2 separate regions of the Homo sapiens genome follow, and region 1 is linked to region 2. Evidence: chromatin loops called from intact Hi-C (ENCODE). Cell type or tissue: endothelial cell of umbilical vein. All regions are shown on one strand. Links, peaks and the distances in the headings refer to the core of each region. The heading gives the core; the rest is flanking DNA. Region 1 has its middle 18 kb from the start of CPN2. Region 2 overlaps ATP13A3 (ATPase 13A3).

Region 1 (11,393 bases), core at 2,293-10,292, 140 kb before region 2:
AACACAATCACACATACCACGCACAACCACACATAACACACCACACAACCACACACCACACATACCACACACAACCACACATACCACACAACCACACACCACACGCACCACACACAACCACACAACACACCACACACCACACACAACCACACACCACACAAACATACAACACACAACCACACACCACACACACAACCACACAACCAACCACACACCACACACACCCACACACACCAACACAACACACAACCACACACCACACACACAACCACACAACCACACACCACACACAACCACACACACAACCACACACACCACACACAGCTACACACACCACATACACTACACACACAACCACACACACCACACACACACAACCACACAACGGTGTGGCTGAAGCCAGCAGAAATGAAAAGTCCTCTGGTACCTCCCCTTCAAACAGCTCACACTCATGCGGGTCACTGTGGCACGGCGCCCTCACACGCGCATCCGCAGAGCGCACCTGTCCCAGCGTGGCCAAGACCGCCTCTTTCACCCAGGGCCCTCTGTGGACGTTAGTCTGCTCTGAGTCACCCCTGGATAACTGAGGACTTGCCTGTCAAGTATGAAACATTTAGCACGTACAGTCCTTTGAGTGGAATTAGAGTGGAAGAGTGTAACTCAGCGTGTAAGAGTTGCCTGCTGCTGCTTTGAACAGAGGGTAATTGCAGCAGATGCCTTCAGCCCCTGCTCTTTTCAGCAGCCACTGTACAGGGCGGTTCCACCCCATCTCCCACCTCCCGGCCCAGCTCTCTGATGTCTCTGCCCGGTGGCGTTCCCCGATGCCCCTTTGCCTGAGCGCCGAAGCGTGGGGAGTGGAAGCTGGCGGTGGGAGCCGGTGGAGGCATGCGCGCCTCCTGTGCTTCAGGAAGGCAGCCCTGGAGACCTTCTGGATGCTTCCCAGGAAGGCCCCACAGCAGCCACCACAGCCAGCACGTTTTTCTCTACCGGTTTTCCCCCTTCCGCATCTCATGGTCCTGCTCCCTGGGATCATCGCCCAATTAAACTGCATCCAAGCCCTCGCACCAAGCTCTGCTTTCACGGGAATGCAAACTGAGACAGTATTATACCTGATGTTACCTTTTCCAAGGTAGCTGGGGTCATCGTTATTTCCCTCAGCTCTTACCTGTGCTGGAGTAGCGTGCTGCCCTCGGAAGCTACCAGGTACCCTCCGTGAAATGGCCCAGCTGTTCTTTGGGAGTTCGTGTCTGATTTTGCCATTTTTCTATCACTTTCTTAGTTGTTAGCAAGTCTTCCTCCAGCAGGACCGTTACCTTCCTCCAACTGATCATTTTTGTCTTTAATCTGCTATCGCCTTGAAATCACGTAACCAAACGTGATAGCCCCTGTCTGTTGTGAAGGTGAACAGATTCTGAAAGGAGGAATGTTCCTTGGAGCGGATGCATGAGCTTTCATTTCGGGCACTGGAAATTCATTTTGGCTGCTGAGGAGGTATTTTTATTTCCCTGGCTTAGAGCTCTATTGAGGACAGTGTAGAGGCTGGATAGTCAAACATCGTATTGAGTTCGTTCTTATATTTTAATTTAGCTATGGGATGTGTTTGTGGGTGAATGCAGTGAGTCTAATAGTACTTACCGCAAATGCCCTAGGGCCGTGGCTTGACATTTATTAGCATATGCCGATTTCCAACTTTTAGATCCAGTTTTTAAGACTCCAGAAGACTTCACAAGTGTGCCAGCTGCTCAGATGTGAAAACAATATCACACACCAAAAAAAATGGCGGCTTACATATGTCAGAGCAAAACTAAAATCAGTCCAGGGGTTGAATGCAAATCCCCCCCATTCAGCCCCCAAGTCTCACCCAGATGTCCCCTCTCCTCTCTGGAGAAGTTGCACGTCCCCTCTTGAGGGCAGGAGGAGGTACGTGTCCGTTTCGTCCTGGGAGGACTCCCTGGGATTCCTTGTGTAGGAAGAGTTCTGTGCTGGGGCTTGCTCCCTCCCCTGCAACTTTCCTGATCTCTGGGGCTCAGGGGCAGCCTCTGGTGCCTGGCTGATGGGCACAGCTGGCGAAGGCCACAGAGCAGCTGAGTGCTGGGGACAGGTGCAAGAGCAAACTCCAGCAGGTGTGTTGACTGTAATGACAGGGTCACTGATGCTGTCTCCCAAGTGTTTTCTGTGCTGCTGACAACTGGGGCAGGCGAAAGCACATGGGAATTTGTTGTTGGAAAGGTTACACGGGAGGGAGGGAGGGTGTGACTGTGGGCACCTCCCCGGGACGTGCAGTGAGTGGGCGTTTCTTTCTTGGATGGGCTCAGCGTGCATGGTGGCTGTGGGCTCCTTTTTGGAGAGGAACTCGAAGTCCAGGCAAAGAGAGGTTTACAGGCCTATGATGGGGTTACATCCTGATCAACTCATTGTTAGTCCAAAATATAAGTCAAAAATGCATTTAATACCCCAGTAAATCTATCATAAAGTCAGAAAATTGTAAGTTGAAGTCTCAAGGGCTGGATCATCTGTATTTCACTGGAACCGTGGCAAGAAGACCCCACAGACTGGCATTCTGGACACGGTTGCAGGTGAGAGGAGGGCTGCAGCTTGAGGGTCATGGTGGCCTGAAAGGACCTGGGGATGTGAAACGCTGTCATCGAGGGCTGGCGCGCACACAGGAGGTTGATGGGGGTGTGGCTGCAGGCTGAGTGTTGTTGGCTGCAGAGAGGTTGGGGGGTTGAGAGCGTGGTCATGGAGCTCAGTGGCTACAATGACACTCAATGCTCCTGAGGGTGGCGAAGCCTCAGCAGGGCTGGCTGAAAGCAAAGCAGGGCCGTTCAGTCATTTTCAGCTGTTGCACAGAGTGGCAGTGAGATGCTGACAACTTCACCCACGTGGGAATCCTCTGAGGCCACCTGAGAAGGAATCTCACAGATGAGAGCTTGGCTGGGGATGCAAAAGGCCCTGAGACAAGCTTACCACGTTGGTGGCTCCAGGGAGAGATTCCAAAAAGTTTGCAAAAGAAGAAAATGCATCATCCTTTAAAGAGGCGACGTAACTGACCTCCACGCTGAAATATGTGAGTTTCCCAAATTCATGATTCTCCAAGGAAGAACTGAAACCTGGGTATGAAAACTACTCAGCCTCTTGGGGGAGGGGTGTCTGGCAGAAGCTTGGAGCTGCTCCAGCTGGGCCCTGCTCCCAGAAGAGCAGGCTTGCAGAACAGGCCTGGGCATGGCCCAGCTCATTTGAACTGAGTTTCCCCTGTGTGCCATTGACTGGCCCAAAGAAGACATAAGAGGGAAGCTTCCCAGGGAGACTGATTTCCAATTTTATCATTTCCAATTCAAGCCATTTCTGGGAAAAGTTCCCATTGTCCTGAATGCTCAGTTCAACCAGGTGCACTAGGTTGTCCAGAATCCTGAGGGGTAGTATCTAATTCTGGTCTCTTTCAGCCAAGTGTACCAGGGTCGGCTAGCACCCTTGTCCCTTGGGCAGGAAAGAAATGTCAGTATTGCTTAGGAAGTTTCACCAACTCTCAAGGTTATCAAATGGTCTCTTCTTTTGATTCACCTGTCATTCTGAAGACTGGATTTTCATTTCCACAGCTGGCAAGGTGGTGTCTGAGCACCTTGGTAGCCCATGTCATAAAGTGAGATCTCCAGAGACCCCCGAGCACACCAGGCCTTCCAGATTAGTAGTACATCTGCTTCAAAGGGCTTAGCCAGAGCCTCCACAGGCCACTTTTTCAACCTTGCAGGAGTATTAATGCTCCCCATCCGATCACAGGAATGTCCACGACCAGGAAATGGCTCTCTGAAGGCTGCCTCCATAGTCTCTGGAATTTCCATGACAGCCAGTGTGGCAAAGAAATCTTGCAAAGGCTGTTGCTGGAATAATCCATCCCACAGGACTGGAATCAAAGGACACAGCCAGGCCAGCCACAGAGTTCCAAGAAAAAAATAAAAAGCTCCCCGGATACAGTGACGGATGAAAACTGCCAGGAAAAAGGCTCAAGGAAAAAGGCTTCCCAGCTACCGTGGGACCTCAGCCCCGGATCCCCAGCTCTGGAAGGAAGCACATCCTTCACGATGGCCCGCAATCACAGCTTCCACGGCACGGAGATCGTGGAAGTGAAGGCTCTGCGTTGTGTGAGCAACTACTTGTTAGAAGTGGCTCCTGGCAATGTTTAGACTGGGGACGGGAGGACTGCCTGAGCATGATGAAGACTGCTTCCACTTCTGAAGGGCTGTCTGGGGACTGGGTGTCCACCTGCCCAGAGCCAGCGGGAATGTTACAGGGAGGCCAGCCCAGGGAAGGCTGGGCTGCACAGACAGGGAGTCAGTTTATCATCACTGAGCAAACCAGTGGGCAAGGAGAATGCAGAGAAGGTTCTTGAGGGGCCAGGCTGGACAGCTGCAGTCTGCGCTGAGTGGCGGCCAAGGGGTTCCGCTGCCCCCAGAGTGCTGAGAGTTTGGGCTCTGGCTGGGCCCCACCCTGGGGAGGTGCCCACCATCCTCCAGGCCAAGTGAGGGGGTGGGTGCCTGCTGGAGAGGCGGCACACCTCAGACGGCTGGAGCAGGAGGTGGGGCATCCACACGTCCACCCAGGCTTTCAGCCCCTAGTTACTCAGTGAAGATTTTGAGGCCTGGAGAGAGGGGGCGTGGCTTGTTCACAGACACAGGTCGCAAGTGAGGCAGAGCGGGTGCCACAAATCAGGCTTCCTAACTGTGATGTTCAATTTTAGGTGTCAACCTGAGTGAGCCACAGGGTACCCTGATGACACACACCGTTCCCAGGTGTGTCTCTGAGGGCGTTTCCCGATGACATTGACATTTGGAAAGGTGGACTCAGCACAGCAGATCCGCTCCCCAGCCAGGGCAGGCACCACCCAATCCACTGAGGGCCTGAGTGAACAAAAAGGCAGAGGAAGGAGTAACTGCCCCGCGTCTTCCTGCCTCACTGCTGGAGCGGGGACATCTCATCTCCTGCCTTTGCACCGGGATTTATATCATCAGATCCCCTGGTTCTTAGGTCTTGGGACTTGGATGGAATTACACCACCGCCTTCCCTGGGTCTCCAGCTTGCAGAACCTGAGATCTCTCAGCCTCTGCAATTGCATGAGCCAATTCCTATCTATCTATCATCTCTTGTTGGTTCTTTTTGGCTGGAGAACAGACTAATACACGAATCTGTCCTTTCCCTCCAAATGCAGCTGGAATCTCTGCTCCCCTTTACAAAGCTTCTCTGCGAAAGGATCTCTCACGCCATGGTGGGAAGGGGAGCCTCAGACCCATAGCCTCCACCCCGGGAGGAAAACAGGGCCAGGACACACCAGCAGGCCTCCTTTGATGAAGACCATGTGGTTTTGCTCCTTCTGTTACTTTGACCTCTGAACCGCACCCCCACAGACCTAATGATTTCCTGGTAAATCATTTGTAACACCCGCTTTAGTCTCCTGAAAAAAAACTTCACAGATAATATCGTCAAACCTCGCAGAGAATTTAAAAATAAAACCTTCTATCTGTAATATTAATTAGAAGTCAAAGGTAACTTATAATAAAAGAATTCGTTTCCATGTGGAATGTTTGGCCAAGATCTCACTAACAGACTGGAAGTCACTGTCACTCACTCACGATGAGTAAAGGATGAATTTGTGTCCGTGTTTGACATTTTGCAATCAGGGCTAAGCATTGCCTCGGGATAAAGATTCCCAAAGTGCTGAACAACTCTTGATAAAATCCCAAAGAAAACAAAGCACAGTCTTCCCAGGATGCACGTTGCCAGGTGCGGTCCTGAACCGCGCGTCCACGTGGCAGCAGCGCGCAGCAGGAGGCTCCCAGCTGAGATCCTCGAGGACGGGGTTCGTACCACATCGGCATCTGGAGGTCGCAGGGGACGCTTGGAAGCCGTGGAGGGCGCGGGACGAGTCACTGTGCAGGACCGCGGCAGCGCGGGGACAATCTGGAGCGCCCCGAACGCTTCGCCGCCCCACCGGGTGGCGGGTGGACTCGCCTCCGCCCGGCGGCTCCTCGGTGCATGGGCCCCAAGCGGACCTGGCGCTTTTTCAGGCGTGCAGGAGACAGAAGCCGTGACGGCTCCGCACGCACGCCCGCATGCACTCCGGCAAGTATCCCCCGGGTCACCGTGTCAATGTGCCCGTATCCCTTCTAGGGGACCCGGTTCTGACTTTCCAAGAATAAAGTACCGCGCCGCGCCCGCGGGCGGAGCTGGGAGAACCCCTCCCTGGCCCTCCACGTCTGCGCGGGGCGCGTTCTTCCGTGCGACCACAAGGGGGCGCTCCGAGACCAGGCTCGGGACCTCTGCAGGCGCAGACTTAAAATGCTTGCAGATGCGCGCGTGGTGGAAGCAGGCTGAGAGGGCCAGAAAGCATTCGTCCTTGGACTCGCATCGCGCTAGACAGTCTAATCTTTGACGGCACCGTCCAGTTTTCCAATATCCACTGTTAGCACTGAACAATTGTGTCAATTGCATTTCCAATCCTCCTAAACAATGCAATTTTGATATATAAACAGCAGTTTTTACGTTCTTCCAGAAACAGATCAACGGGAACAGGTAAAACAATTGGCCGGTGCTTGCCTACCCCGTCCGCACCCACACCCACAGTTCTCTCTAGAATAATACTAACAAAAATAATAATGCAAGATAACGATTTTGGAGAACGTACCATGTGTCATTGTTGTGGGTACTTTATATGGATGCACTTATTTTATCTTCACCAATAACACTATGAGGTGGGTGCTATGTGATAAAACTATGGTGAGGACACTGAGCCACAGACAGCTTAGTAATTTGCCGAGGGCTGCATGACTGGCAAGTAGCAGGACATCACTAAAGAAGGTACAACATTCAAAGCTTCCTGGAAGAGCGTCCTGCCTGCTGGAAGGAGGAGCTTTGGAATGTCTTAGCCATCCTTTACTATAAGAAAGCGAGGCAGGCCGGTGGCGGTGGCTCACGCCTGTAATCCCAGCACTTTGGGAGGCCAAGGCGGACGGATCACGTAATCAAGAGATCAAGACCATCCTGGCCAACATGTTGAAACCCTGTCTCTACTAAAAATACAAAAATTAGCTGGGCATGGTGGCACGTGCCTGTAGCCCCAGCTACTTGGGAGGCTGAGGCAGGAGAGTCGCTTGAACCCAGGAGGCAGAGGTTGCAGTGAGCCAAGATTGCACCACTGCACTCCAGCCTGGCAACAGAGGGAGACTCCATCTAAAAAAAAAAAAAAAAAAAAAAAAAAAAGCAAGGCAGAGCGCACCCCCAGCTGCTGTTTCTTCAAAAATGCAAGATTTATGAGAGCACTAATGCTGAAAAATTAAAAACATCGGCCGGGCGCGGTGGCTCATGCCTATAATCCCAGCACTTTGGGAGGCCGAGGCGGGCAGATTGCCTGAGGCCAGGAGTTCGTGACCAGCCTGGCCAACATAGCAAGAACCCATCTCTACTAAAAATACAAAAAAAAAATTAGCCGGGCGTGGTGGCGTGTCTGTAATCACAGCTACTCGGGAGGCTGAGGCAGGGGAACTGCTTGAACCAGGGAGGTAGAGGTTGCAGTGAGCCAAGATCGTGCCACTGCACTCCAGCCTGGGAGACAGAGTGAGACTCTATCTCAAAAAATAATAATAATAAAATACAATGAAAACATCAACAAGAAAGAAAAAAAATCCATGAAATATTTTTATACATGATGTTTGTCACTTGTTTCATTCATGAATTCATCCAGAGCAGACACCAGGTGGGTCTGAGGAGGCCAGCATTGCCCAGTGCAAATTACACTGAACCTAGCCCTGGACAGTGCCCGAGACAAAATTCTGCCTAAATGTTCAACCCTGGCCATGCGTTAGAATCGCTGGGGGAGATTTAAACAAAATGATATCTGGGTAACCCCAGTGTTAGGGAGGCAGGAGCCTAGAAGAGACAGAGTAAGATCGTCTGAAAATCAACTCCATCCCAAAGCTAGCAAGGCATATTCCTTGCCAATCATGACCCATGGTCCTAAGATGTTTACAGCTCAGGAAGCAGCTTGGGAATGGCTTGCAAGAACAAACCCCTACAACAACAGAGAGTCCAGGTGTCCCAGTACCCGCGCTGCGCCCAGGAGAAACTGAGATAAAACGAAGCCTCGGGAAGGGAAACCCCAGACGCTCGACTTTGTGACACAAAGGCCCCAGAGGGGAGGGTGGCTTTGCCTGCTCAGCACACATCATGGCTGCTGCTAAGGAGAAGGAAAAGGTTTGAGGTGTAGGGGCAGCCTGGGCCAGCTGAGTGGCAGCTTCATTCTCCCAGCAGCTGAGTGCAAGCTGCCCACTCACTAGAGCTGTTCTCCCTTGTTTTTTTATTTTTATTTTTATTTGTTTTGAGATGGAGTTTCGCTCTTGTTGCCCAGGCTGGAGTGCAGTCGTGCGATCTCGGCTCACGGCAGCCTCCACCTTCCAGGTTCAAGCGATTCTCCTGCGTCAGCCTCCCAAGTAGCTGGGACTACAGGCGCCCACCATCACGCCTGGCTAATTTTTGTATTTTTAGTAGAGACGGGGTTTCATCACCATGTCGGCCAAGCTGGTCTCAAACTCCTGACCTCAGGTGATCCACACACCTCAGCCTCTCAAGGTGCTGGGATTACAGGCGTGAGCCACCATGCCCGGCCTCTTACCACCTCAGCCACCCCTGCAACCCTCCTGGGCCGCCTCTTGCAGCTTCATCTCAGGGTTCGCTGTCCTCCCATGCCCTGGGCAGCCTCCCATGCACCCCTGTGTGGATGCCTCCTCTCTGGTAATGAGCCCAGCTCTTCTCTTGGGCTCAGCTCTTTTCAGCCCCAGGCTGATACCCCCTGCTCAGAGCCCCATGTCCTCCTGTTGACCACAGACACGTCTAAGCAGGCTCTGTCCCCTACTCCCCTTGATTCTCATCAGCGCATTGACCAGTCCAGGAGCTGGGCGTGTTCTTCACTCACTCTTACCCCTTCCTTCAGTCCTCAGGGCCAAGGAGTCCGTGAATGCTCAGGCTTCCAGCCTCTGAGCCTCCCTCTAGCCGCTCCTCCCCTCCTGCTCCCAGACGCTTTGTAGCCCCCGGCTGAGCCACTGCACAACCTGCTACCTGGTTTCCAGCTGTATTGTGGACTGGCCTGGGAGAAAGGCTCGGGCAGGGAGGGAGGAGGGAACCAGATGTACAGCAGGCCCCCAGGAGCTCCTGGCCACCGGGACAAATCAGCCACATGGGATGAAAACACAAGGCAGAAAGAGGCCAGCGCAGGCCAGTGCCGGGGAGTTCAGAGGAGGCGAAGCGGCAGGAAGCACCGGCCACGGGAAAGGCTGCATTGGATCTTGGGCCTTAAGGAGGGCTCCAAGTAGAGCAGGAAACTTGTGAAGAAGAGCCTGAGCTAAGGAATGGGGAAGGGCAAGGGCGAGGGGTCAGGGCTGTAGAGGGGCGACGAGGAGGAAGAGATAAGGCTGGAAGCCCAGATGAGCTGATTCTGCAGGGCCCTGGGGCAGAGTGAGGAGGGTGCATGTTGATGAAGGAGGCCCCAGGCAGTTATTGAAGGTCTTGCAGAAGAGGGACATGCTTCTGCCAGCGCTTCAGGCAGCTGGCCCAGCGAAATCTTATGAGAGCAAGAGGCAGGGAACAGTGAGAGCTGTTGCCTGGTTTGAGATGAGAGCCTAGAGGGCAAGGGATGCCAAGGGAAGAGAATCAAAAAGTTTCAGCAGGCCAGGCAAGGTGGCTCACGCCTGTGATGCCAGCACTTTGGGAGGCCGAGGCAGGTGGATCACAAGGTCAAGAGATCAAGACCATCCTGGCCGACATGGTGAAACCCTGTCTCTACTAAAATACAAAAATTAGCTGGGCGTGATGGTGCGTGCCTGTAGTCCCAGCTACTCGGGAGGCTGAGGCAGGAGAATCGCTTGAACCCAGGAGGCGGAGGTTGCAGTGAGCCGGGATCGCGCCACAGCACTCCGGCCGGGTGACAGAGCGAGGCTCCGTCTCCAAAGAAAAAAAAGTTTAGCAACTGAGCCGCACGTACACAGAGAACCTGAAAGACCTGAGTGTGAATCACAGAAATGCCAGCGAAAACAGCGTAGGTGTCATTCTACACTGATAGGCCTGCAAAAATTACAAAGACATCATGCCAAGTGTGGGTCAGGGTGAGGGCATCGGGGAACCTCCAGGTGCCACTGGCATAGCCCCCTGAGAACAAGCCAGCAGGTCTAAGTCTAAGGAAGGGTTTGGTGGGGGAGTCAAGCGGGTGGTGTTGGGAGATGTGAGAGGGGGAGCCTGGGCTGAGTCTCGGGTTTCTCTCCTGGGTGGCTGAAAGACAGTGAGGCCAGGAACCAAGGGCGGGGGCAGGTATGGGGGAAGGAAGGTGTGACATGCCCGCATTAGACTAGGAAACACAATGTCTTCCTCATTTCCTGTGGGGCATTTTATTTCTTATTTATTTTTTAGAGACGGGGTCTCACTATGTTGGCCAGGCTAGCCTTGAACTCCTGGCCTCTAGTGATCCTCCCACCCCAGCCTCCTGAGTAGCTGGGACTATAGGCGTACACCACTGAGCTTGGCTTGTGGGGCTACTTAAAAAAAAGAAAAAAGAAAAAAGAAACAGGCTTCCTGAGGCTCAAATCAATTACATTCTAAGGTGATGGAAGCTGATTCACAGATTCACCAAAGCAACAGACACCCAAATTCATTTGGTTTAAGAATAACCTTGCCCAGACCCTTCCGAGATTGGGGATCTTGGCCTTGGGCTGCTGGCTCCAGCCTGGATGTGTTGCCACTCTCTGGGAAAACGACCCCATGTCTAGCACATAGCAGGAGCTTCGGAAATCCCCATCGCCTGAATGCCTGTCTGAGCCACAGACACGTCCTGTCCGCTGGCAGGGATAAAGGGATAGGAAAATCCAGCAGACATTTCTCTCAATTAAATTTCCCCCTCAAAACATAACCCTGCATTAAATTACAACATCAGAATTTCTCTCTGCCAAATGATGTTGGGGAAAGAGCATGGCCAACAGCCAGCTCAGGCCAAGGAGAGATCAGTGAAGAAGCAGCTCCCAGTGTGCCCTGCTCCCCGGGGCACCTCGTGCCCCGTCTCCTGGTGATGTGTCTGGTCTGGCCCAGCAGTAACGTTTTCCATGGGTTCTGGACTAGAACTCAGCACACGCGGCTCCCACACCTCTTTTCTTTCTTTCTTTCTTTCTTTTTTTTTTTTTTTGAGACAGAGTTTCGCTCTTGTTGCCCAGGCTGGAGTGTAATGGTGTGATATCAGCTCACCACAACCTCTACCTCCCAGGTCCCGGGACAAGCAGTTCTCCTGCCTCAGCCTCCTGAGTAGCTGGGATTACAGGCACGTGCCACCACACCCAGCTAATTTTTTTTTGTATTTTTAGTAGAAA
Region 2 (11,393 bases), core at 3,259-11,258:
ATGAAGAAAACTGATAATTGAGAGATTAAAAAAACAAACTAGGTAAGCCCTACAACTGTCCCAGTTTACTGATGGAAAACACTTTACAGGTCACAAAAAAAGGGAGGACAGGGAACTCAGAGGGAGCCCAGCAGTTTCCCTGAGTTTGGGAGATGAAACTGGAAGTCTGGGGAAGCACCAAAGCAATGAGGTTTGCTGGTCAGATCACCAGAAGAGAGTCTGACCCACTAAGAACACGACTGACCTGCAAGATGGACTCCCTCAAGCCTTCAGCTGCGTACCGCTCAGCACTTGTGTGTGAAGAAACTACCGAAGGCCAGGGAAAGAACCACCCAAAATGATTAAGGGAATTAAACCACCAGGGCTCACAAAAGGCTGGGAATCGTACCCATTTTTACCAACCACAATGGAAAACCCCATTAGCCACAAGGAATCAGGAAGGGTATTCGGGTTTTTGCTTTAGTTAGCGGGATAAAATTTGCCTCAAACAAAAACTGCTCTGGTACTGCCTAACAAAGCTTAAACATAAGACCTGAAATAATACAACTGTTTTCAAGTAAATAAATCTAGGCGCAGGCTCACGTTTGTAATCCCAGCTCTTTGGGAGGCTGGTGCGGGCAGATCACCTGAGGCCAAAAGTTCAAGACCAGCCTGGCCAACATGGTGAAACCCCATCTCTACTAAAAACACACACACACACACACACACAAAAATTAGCCAGGGGTGGTGGTGCATGCCTGTAGTCCCAGCTACTCAGGAGGGTGAGGCAGGAGAATCGCTTGAATCCCAGAGGCGGAAGCTACAGTGAGCCAAGATCACGCCACTGCACTCCAGCCTAGGCAACACAGTGAGGCTCCACCTCAAAAAAAAAAAAATTATAAACTTTTAAAACACCAATGGGTCAAAGTCATCAAAGTGGAAAATACAAAGTATTCTGAACTGAATAAAAATGATATATTGAAATGTGTAACATGCCACTAAAACAGTACTTAGAAAAAAATTTATAGCACTAAATTCCAGTATCTGAGAGAAGAAAGGTCATGACCTCAGCTTCCACCTTAAGAAAAGCAGAGAAAGAATAGCAAATTACTCCCAGAGTAACCGCTATAGGGAAATAAAATTCAGAGAAAAAAATCAATGAAATAAAAAAACAGAAAGAGGAAACGTCACTGAAACCAAAAAGGCTGGTTCTTTGAAATCCATAAAATTGTTAACTGCTACCTCGACTCATCAAAATGAAAGAAAACGGGGAGGAGAGATGCAAATTACCAGTATCAGTAATAAGCAGATATACCACAAAAGATTCTGCAAGTATCAGAAGACTAATCAAGGAACTTAATAAGCAACTTGACACTGATACACCAACTTTTTTGTAGGTTTAAAGTTACTTCAAAATTAAAATTTTTTAAATTAAAAAACCCATCTTTATTGACCAGGGGATGGCCATGAGTTTGATAACTGCTAAAGCAAAGTTAAAAGCTGAGTGAATGGATACATGAGAGTCCATTATACTAGTCTTTCTACTTTTTAATGTGTAGAAATTGTTGATAATAGAAAAGGTTTTCAGAAAATTAAAAATTAAACAGCTGGGTGCAGTGGTGCATGCCTATAGTCTCAGCTACTCAGGAGGCTGAAATGAGAGAACCACTTGAGCCCAAAAGTTTGAGTCCAGCCTGGGCAGAACAGTGAGACTCCATCACTAAAAAAATAAAAATAAAAAATTTAAAAATTAATTCCCACCCATCTGAAGCTTTTAGACAGAAGAAAACTTTCAGAAGACATTTATTTCTGGCACAGAGGGCCACGAATATTAAGGACTCTGCCTCTGGGGCACTGACTCAAAAGTCCACTGACTCAATCTACTATGTGCCAGGTATTATCCATAAACTCAATTCACCAAACTTCTGTTGGTTTTTGAATCTTACTCTTCTTCACCCTTGTCTTTCATCAATTTCCCACAAACCTACAGACTTCCCACTCCTGTAAATCCAAATTTTTCAATGTAGAATGTATGTATAAATAGATGAATAAGCATGTTTTATAACTTTAGAAAGGAACTGCCGTTAAAATCCAATGTTTTCATTAAGCCCATGTACTTTTAACTATTTAAAACTTTTTCTCCATCTATAGAAGGAGTTCATTCACCTTAGTTCAGCATAATAATATTTTTCACTTCATCTTCTACAGTTAGACCACATAAAGAACTCTTCCAATTAATTATTTTTAAATGAGCTTATTATAGGCAGTTCACTGCCTATAGCAATCTATTTTCATACTTTTCAAAATACAATTTTTTAACCATATTACACCATTACTCTTTTTATGAGTGTAATTTCTCTAAAACGTAGTTGTTTTTTAAAGCAAATTAAGTCTTAGCAAATTTTACCAAAGTGCTAAAAATAAACAATTCAAATAAAAAGTTGCTCTAAAAACCTCCAATTAATTATTCACTTTGAATATATTATACACCTCAAAGGAAATTACCCAAGAATTCACTTTTCACATAAACTTTTAGTCAACTCCAATGCGACAACTCCAACAGCTCTTACATTTAGAACATATGTATGTTAAAAACATATTTAAATTTTAAATGTACATAAGTAAAAGCCCTGATTATTTCAATGACTGAGAGGATAAAAAACCACATAAACATATTTAAAATACACTGCTTATCAAGATAAAAATACATATTAAATACAATTCTACTATATATCTAATCAGACATTTGAAGCATTAATACCAAATTGATAAACCCATTACTTACAGAAATATAACTTTTCTGGACTGCTGGAGCACACGTTTTTTAACCAAGTCAAATTCGATATCAGAGAAAACAAATTGAAGAAATTTTTCTTACCAGTAGCACTATATCATCATTCTTCCCAATTCCTGATATTTGCACAGCTTTCAAAAGCTGGCTTTTAATAATAAAAATAAAACTAAGCATAAAAATTTGGAATTTTATGCCAAATATTTCTGTTTCGGTTCTGTCTGAACTGCTTTCAAAATGATTAAGGTATTAAAATTTAGAATTTTGTAATTCACCAATTTTTAGTAAGTTTTCAGAAGATGTGCCCTTCTGCCATCTGTCACTCGTAGAGCTCCTATTATTTGAATAAATCCTAGCTAGTTAGCTCACCGAAGTTCCAATTCCACAGTGCATGCCTGAGTCTTGATGTTATCTAAATAGCAAGGAGCTTATAGGCTATTGTGCTTAACCAAACCCTTCCTTGAATTTATAATAAACTTGATTTGCTGTGTGAGTTTAAAAAAAAAAAAAAAAAAACAGTATGGGACAAAGTGAAGCTACTGGGAAAAAAAATCTCACTACATTAAATATGCCAATTTTTGAAAGTTTACTTATTTTTTCACATTATGTAATTACTACAAACAATTAAAGTATACTATTTATCCTATACCATGCTAAAAGTTAGTCAGATTTCATTCCTTAAAACAAGATCAGTTGTTTTCAGACACAGAAATCTCCAAACCTCAAAGACATCTTTGCTTCAAACCTGAGTTTCTCAAGAGTTGTAACAATATTATAATAGTGAGTGTGGAGAGTGTTGAATTTTTTTAAGGATAGTCTATGTACGTGCCTACAATTCCAAAGTAGGTAATTTCACGAAGTGATTTAAATAACGACCTGTAATCAAGTAAAAGTTCAGGCAAAGCAATTTTGAATAATACATTTTTAATTTAATTTTTTCCTTCAGTCAGTATTTGCCATCTTCAGCAGTACTGAAGTAAAAAACTAAAATTAAAAATGCATTATTCACCGAGGCGGGTGGAATGCCTGAGGTCAGGAGTTTGAGACCAGCGTGGTCAGCATGGTGAAACCCCATCTCTACTAAAAATACAAAAATGAGCCAGGCAAGGTAGCATGCGCCTGTAATCCTGGCTACTTAGGAGGCTGAGGCAGGAGAATCGTTTGAACCTGGAGGTGGAGGTTGCAGTAAGCCAAGACTGCGCCACTGCACTCCAGCCAGCATGACAGAGCAAGACTCCATCACACACACACACCAAAAAAAAAAAAGCGCATCATTCAAAATTCACAGCTGGGTGCAGTGGCTCACGCCTATAATCCCAGCACTTTGAGAGGCCAAGGCAGGAGGATCACATGAGGCCAGGAGTTTGAGACCAGTCCAGCCAACATAGTGAAACCCCATCTCTACTAAAAATACAAAAATTAGGCAGGTGTGGTGGTGCATATCTGTAATCCTAGTTACTAGGGAGAGGCTGAGGCAGGAGAATTGCTTGAACCCAGGAGGCGGAGGGTTGCAATGAGCAGAGATCACACCACTGCACTCCGGCCTGGGAACAGAGTGAGACTCTGTCTCAAAAAAGAAAAAAAAACTCACAAAAATAAATAAGTATAAAAGAAATTCCAGTAACTGAATTTCTCAATGGTGTTTAAGTTTATAACATATATAATTCTGGAGTTTTAAAAATTAAAACTTCACTGAGATTTCTGTGACACCTTGTATTGTTGAATGAGAGAAGGAATTATCCCGCTTTGTTTTGCAGTCCTAGATTTTTTTTCTGAGAATTACACATACCTACCAATGTTAAATAAATATTTGATAAACCCATCTTTAAAGACCACACAAGCCAAGAGTGCTTTAATGATCTTGAAATATAAACAGCACAGCTAGCATTCTAAATATTATTTTATTCTCAAACTTGTAAAATTTACAGTAACTGAGAAGATAACCTTGTCCAGTTCAAAATCAGTTCTACTTTTTGCTGTTGAAATAAAATATGCCCCAATACGTTTAAAGCCTTAACTTTAGTCATTGAACAATTTCAATTTTAATACCTATACAAATATATACAAAAAGAATTTTTAAAAAATCAGAATCATCCAACTGTAATAACCAAATTGTGACAATTCTTTATGAGGGCAAAACTTAAAACTTCAAGTCAGCTCCTAAAAATAAGAATGACATAATATAATTTAATGAATACATGGAAATTTTACAAGGATACCAGCTAAATTTTAACAAAGCTCTACTCAATACCCACTTTATCACTTCCCATCTTGGACTTTCTCTTATAATATGCTTTTGTTTCTGTGTTTAGGCTTAAGGAAGACCATTGTATCCAATATACACCAAACCAAGACTGTATTTACATTTGTAAAGTGGAGTCTTTGTATAATTATACTTTTTTGTATGTTACAAAACAATGTGATAGCTATAACAAAATAAGCTATAATTAGGAAAGATAACATAATTACCTGTATTAGGATCAATATGAAGAAGAGTTTAGCCTACACTATACCATTAATTCTTGCATAGGTACTTTATCGCTTTTATCATATACTCTATTTAAAAAACAAAATCAACCCTTTTATTCAGAGAAATCCTACAGAGTTTTGTCTAATTGTATAGTATTTGGCAAAAAGGGGGACATTACCTTTGGACTGACAAATGATACGTGCATTTTACTCTCTCTTTATAAAAAAAAATGTGCAAAATATCATTTATATGCAATGTAATAAAACAGTTTGCATTCTCAAAATGTCCACTTACGTCACTGAGAGATTTTCTATTTCAATTATTCAAGCTACTATGTTCTTAAAACTTTCATACTTTCCCCTAAATTGTTAAAAAGTATGTAACTTTTTAAAATTCCACATTCAAGGTTAAGAATTTTAAGACTCTTATGATTGCTAGATAGATTTCAAAACATTACTACTATCTACGATGAAAAATGCTGCGGCAGGCAACAGGAAACAGTGATAAGTCCCAGACTGAATATTCAGAACTGGCAGAAGTAAAATGGCTTAGAGAGAAAACTGGCACCTACTCCTGAGATAATCAAAAAGGCGAATACATCAATAAATTGGTGACAATGGCTACCTCTGGGCTGGGTGGGAGTGAGGAAGAGACACTAGTGCCTTTTGAATGCCTTCCCGAAGGAAGACTGAATAGTTGATTGAATATATGCCTAAACTTCTAATTCTACAATGCATGGCCAACCCTGAGTTCTAAACTTGTAGGAACCTTTGAAGCACATCATGGTGCTCTATCAGACCATTCTCTTTGCCTGCATCTTACCCCAGGCAAGAGAAAGTTGTCATTCTGAAAGCTCCTTTAACAAGTATACTTCTATTAATTAGATTTATTTCTATCTCCTCTACATTTTGGCCCAGCTGAAAAAGCATGTGCCTATAATACAGCGTTAAGTAGCAGCAAATTCTAAAAAAAAAAAAAAAAAAAAAAAGAAAAGAAAAGAAAAAGAAAATTTGAGACAGCATCTTGCTCTGTCTCCCAGGCTGGAATGCAGTGGCACAATCTTAGCTCACTGCAACCTCTGCCTTCCGGGTTCAAGCAATTCTCTTGCCTCGGCCTCCTGAGTAGCTGGGACCACAGGTGTGTACCATCACGCCCAGCAAATTTGTTGTGCTTTTATAGAGATGGGGTTTCACTATATTGCCCAGGATGGTCTCAAACTCCTGGACTCAAGCAATCTGCCCACCTCAGCCTCCCAAAGTGCTGGGATTACAGGCGTGAGCTACCACGCCCAGCCCTAAATTATTTTTATCAAACTAATTCATCTAAGTATTAAGTGTGCATCTTATGCCAGGTTCTTTACTACATTACAACAGTAGGATTTACAACTTCATCCCCAAAACAAACAAACATAAATGAAAACAGCACAAGAGTCACTTTAGATTCAGTGGCTGGCTTTGTCGAGCAACAGTGTAGTGGCCTTCAGGTGGCTGGAGGTGACTAGCAATTTGCAGTATCTTTGACTTCACTTAACAGAACAAAATGCAAATCTCTGTGAAGACCCTGACCTTCAGCCTGGAGGAGGAGCCCAGTGACACCACTGAGAATGTAAAGGCCAAGATTCAGAGTAAAAAAGTATGCCCCCTGACCAGAAGAGGCTCACTTCTGCAGGCAACCAGCTGATTGCTGCAGGCAACCAACACTCTTTCTGATTACAACATCCAGAGTCAACCCTGCACCTCGACGCCATCTGAGGAATGGCTGTCAGTTCTTCAGTCTCCTTTTCGCAGTGCCCAATGACGACATTAACTCTGCACCGTAGCCATTTGCCCCAATTTAAATTTAGAAATGACCAGTTTCAGTAGTAGCTGAACCTGTTCAAAATGTTAATAAAAGTTTTGTTGCACAGTAGCCAAAAAAAAAACACAGTCAACCTTAACTTTTCCTTAAATAACAATTAATTCAACATGAACTATGATGCAAGTTCCTTCACGCTGGTCTCAACTTCTTCTCCACTAAAATAAGGCAGATAGAATAATTTCTACAATAAGTATCAACCAAAAAGGTTTTGAGCTACACAAGCATAGCCTTTGTATATGGCCTGCTGGTACACTCTTTCACCACTAGGGGATGTTCCAACATTAGTAAGGAGAAAAGGCTGAGTTACAACAAGACTTAAGAAATAGAACTGCTGCAGTTATCTGAAGTGATCAAGAATGATTAAAGATGAGAAATTATCTCAAAGAACTAAAAACAGAACTACTATTCAACCCAGCAATCCCATTACTAGGTATATATCCAAAGGAAAATAAATCGTTCTACAAAAAAGACACATGCACTCATATGTTCATCACAGCACTATTCACAATAGCAAAGACATGGAATCAACCTAGGCATCCACCAACAGTGGATTGCATAAAGAAAATGTGGCACACATACACTATGGAATACTATGCAGCCATAAAAAATAATAAAATTATGTCTTTTGCAGTAACACGGATGCAGCTGGAGGCCATTATCTAAGCATTCGAATTAATGCAGAAACAGAAAACCAAATACTATATGTTCTCACTTGTAAGTGGGATCTAAACATTGGATATACATAGACATAAAGATGGGGAACAATGGACACTGGCAATGACTAGATGAAGGAAGGGGTGGGGCAAGGGTACCTATTGGGTACTCTGCTTACTACCTGGTTGATGGGATTAATCATACCCCAAATCTTAGCATCACACAATATGATCCATGTAACAAACCTGCACAGGTATTCCCTGAATCTAAAATAAAAGTTGAAATTTCAATGAGAAATTATATATTTTAGTACCAGTGGAGATCGTGACATGGAAAGCAGAATTGCCTTTCTAAAAGATGCCCTGCATTCATGTGTCTCAACAAAAAATTAATGTACGCAATAAAACACAAAACAAATGATAATGGGGCGGAGAGAGACAGCTATATTAATACTCCCTGTACATTCTAGTCTGAAAGTAGAATTTAGGAATCTTGCAAAGTTGTAAAGCAAGGAAGAGAACAATAACAAAGAGCAAATGAACCTATTACAGAACAAGACGATGTATTTAAAGTATAAAATTATATGGTAAGACATTATTTGCCCATTAAATTGGTGAAAAAAAAAAAACCTGACAAGGAGCAACCTTATATATTGGTCTTAGGAGTGAATCTGTCCTACCTTTTTAAAAAACCAATTGACAAGATACTTAAATTTTGTCTATGGCCATACCACCTTGAACGTGCCAATCTCATCTGATCTCAGAAGATATTTAAATTTAAAACCTATACACTTTGATCCAACAATCCCAGTTTTTAAAATCTATGACAAATACATATATAGGTACATAGGAACAAAACATGTATATTGCAGCACTGTTTGCAGCAGGGGGAAAAAACCTAGAACCCACCTGAACGTCCATCAATAGAAGAATAGATGAATAATTTATGGAATTAAGGAGAATGAGTTAAATCTATGTGTAGAAACCAAGATAGAGCTATGTAATATATAAAAACAGGAAAAAAGGAATATGTCTAATACACTATTTTTATAGCAACCAAATAACTCTGTGGATATGTGTTTTTAAAAGACCAAACAGAAAGGTGTAAGATACACACCAAACTGTTAACATCATCTTGTATTGCAAGGCAGAGGCTACCATTAACGGTTTCTTCAAATTCCTCTGCATCTTTAGATTTATGAAGTAGAGTATAAAAGTTTTGTGCTTTCTTTCCTTTGGGGGGTGACAGTGGGTATTTAAAAGCAAAAACACCTAGTTAGAACAAATAAAAGAGTTTTTCGGGTTTTTTTAAGAGATGGGGTCTCACTCTGTCACCCAGGCTGGAAGACAGTGGCACCGTCACAGCTGACCACAACCTCAACTCCTCAGCTCAAGGGATGCTCCCTTGAGCAGGAAGGGGCTGCAGGCCTGAGCCACCACACCTAACTAATTCCCCCAATTCCCCCATAAAGATGAGGTCTCTTCATCTTGCCAGGCTGGTCTCAAACACCTGGGCTCAAGGGATCCTCCCACCTTGGCCTTCCAAGCAGCTGGAAATAGGAGTATGTTAAAATAAGCAGAAAAGAAATCGTGTGGCATGGGCACTTAATATAATAGAAATTGACAAATCAAGAGTTTCAATAACAGCTTGTGTAAACAAACCAAATGATAAATAAGCCTAATTCCCCCAAACTAAAAATTATACTTTTTAGTTCAGAGTTAAGGTAAAGTTTTTGTTGAGTAATATGTAAATTAATGTCTTCCATTATAATGCAAATTAACAACTATTCATTTGAAACTGTAATGCTATTAATAAAAATCTCAAATAACTGCTGACATTTCAGTCATCAAATTAAAGATGGTCTCTGAAATTTAAACATTCATGAATTCTCATTTTACCATAGCTAAAATCAAGACACTGCTTAGATACAACCTTACAGCTGCTGCCGGCAAGTGGCTGCTGTGATGCGGTGCTCACTGCACACTCATGCTTCACACTGGCCACACCGCTCAGACTATGGTCATGCCAGCTAAGTAACGTGCACTGTTGCTAAGACTATGTTGAGTTTAAATTACTAATTAAAGTATTCAAAAAGATTACACTGTAGTTGCATAATACAACAAAAAGTAACGTTCTGCATAGAAAGATACTGAAATAGCGCAGCACGGTGGAGAGGAAAAGCTAGGATGAGAAAAAGGGGATGCTAGGGAATAATATAGGAATAGGGAAGAGTAGAGAAGAAAAAAAGAAGAGTGGAAGAAAATTTTCCAGAGGTTATACCTCCAAGTCTTCAGTGTGTTAAAAACATATAAACCTCAGAAATGTTTGTTTTTTCTTACTGATAGCAAACCTAAAAATAATTTTTTTCATTACTTCTGTATGGTTCACTTCAGAATTACTGTGCAATTTGAAACAAAGCAAAATTAGTTTTCCTCATGATCTACATACACTACAGAATGATTCATATTTCACTCTTCCAGATTCTGATTTGAAAAATCCAACCACAAAGAAGCACAAAATCACTAGGAAGCTATTCTGTACAAAAAGTAAAATCCTGCAAATGTATAAATGTAACTCATAGGTACTTGGGTCAACTTTAAGTTACATGAATTTGGGTTTTTCTACTTGAGTCCTTTGTCTAATCTGAAACCTACCCACGCTAACCCAGCATAGACAATGCAAAGGCCGTAACATTTACATTCAACAAATACTTCAAAAATACAGTAATATAAGTTGCTATTGAAGAAGTTAATCACCTTATTCACAGCACAACCATCATAAAAATGTTAACTTTCTAACCTCCTATGACTGTCCTGTATGCCACTATCCAGGATTTAAAAAAAACCACATACACACACACACGCACACAGACACACCCCACAATCAATGTATTTAGGCACTATAACAACCACAATAGTGACGCCTGTATGGGAATATTTAGTTTACACAACACTTTGATGGGCATTATCTACTCTTACTTACCAGAATACTGCCTTTCAAAACCAGGAAAAAATCATCTTCACTTAACCAAGATTAGTATTTTTCATTTTCACCAGAAAGTCAAGCATGGGGTGACTTTACATCAAAAAGCCTTACCAACAAATTTAAGGAATGACACGTAGGCAGCACCATCTTTCAAGGAACAAAATTCATTTAAAAACCAATTCTTACTCCACATGTACTTGAAATGCATTTCTCCATAAGGAAAATAGTGTCTAGATTCCTAAGATAGCCCACAAATGCCCATTTTACCTCTTACAACTCTGCTGAGCTGCAGTTCACATTACACTAGCCTGGGTTGCTGGGCAGGTAGCCAGGTTACCAAGCCTCCATTTCCTCTGCCCGCTTCTTAATTTTCCTATTAATATTCCTCAGGCTCTTCTCTTTGTAACAATCTCATCAGGGGTGGCACTACTGGACCATCGCGATGGCAACTACCAATTCACATTTTCAGCACTAATCTCTCATGTGCTTCAGACCCACAGATTCAACTACATGTTTGCAGACAGCTAACACTCAATAGGTTCATTTTCTCTTTCTTCCAAAAAATCTGCCCCACCACCCAGCCACCACCAATTCCCCCTACTCCTTTAATGAGTATGAGTTGCCTAAAAAGCCAAGCCAGGAATTTAGAAGTCACCT

What was found. A loop is a pair of places that touch in the nucleus more often than their neighbours do. Peaks named below come from ENCODE experiments on the same cell type or tissue, not always from the same donor. Only the 100,000 strongest peaks of a DNase experiment are listed, where the experiment ranks them.
Region 1: it touches region 2 in a loop (3-fold over the local background); 2 of 110 quality-filtered maps call a loop at or near these places.

What each region holds. Positions count from the first base shown.
Region 1 is chr3:194,327,653-194,339,045 of GRCh38, forward strand. No RefSeq gene overlaps it. Among named protein-coding and RNA genes, the nearest start is that of CPN2, 18 kb to the right of the region's middle. RefSeq lists enhancers at 8,981-9,861, 10,787-11,393. In endothelial cell of umbilical vein, for the core only: a CTCF peak has its summit at 6,264 (motif pointing right); a DNase peak (open chromatin) is centred at 6,289; H3K4me3 peaks cover 562 bases; H3K27me3 peaks cover 1,671 bases.
Region 2 is chr3:194,465,120-194,476,512 of GRCh38, forward strand. All of the region lies in intron 2 of ATP13A3 (ATPase 13A3), which reads right to left. Among named protein-coding and RNA genes, the nearest start is that of ATP13A3, 16 kb to the right of the region's middle. In endothelial cell of umbilical vein, for the core only: a CTCF peak has its summit at 7,350; DNase peaks (open chromatin) are centred at 7,392 and 11,062.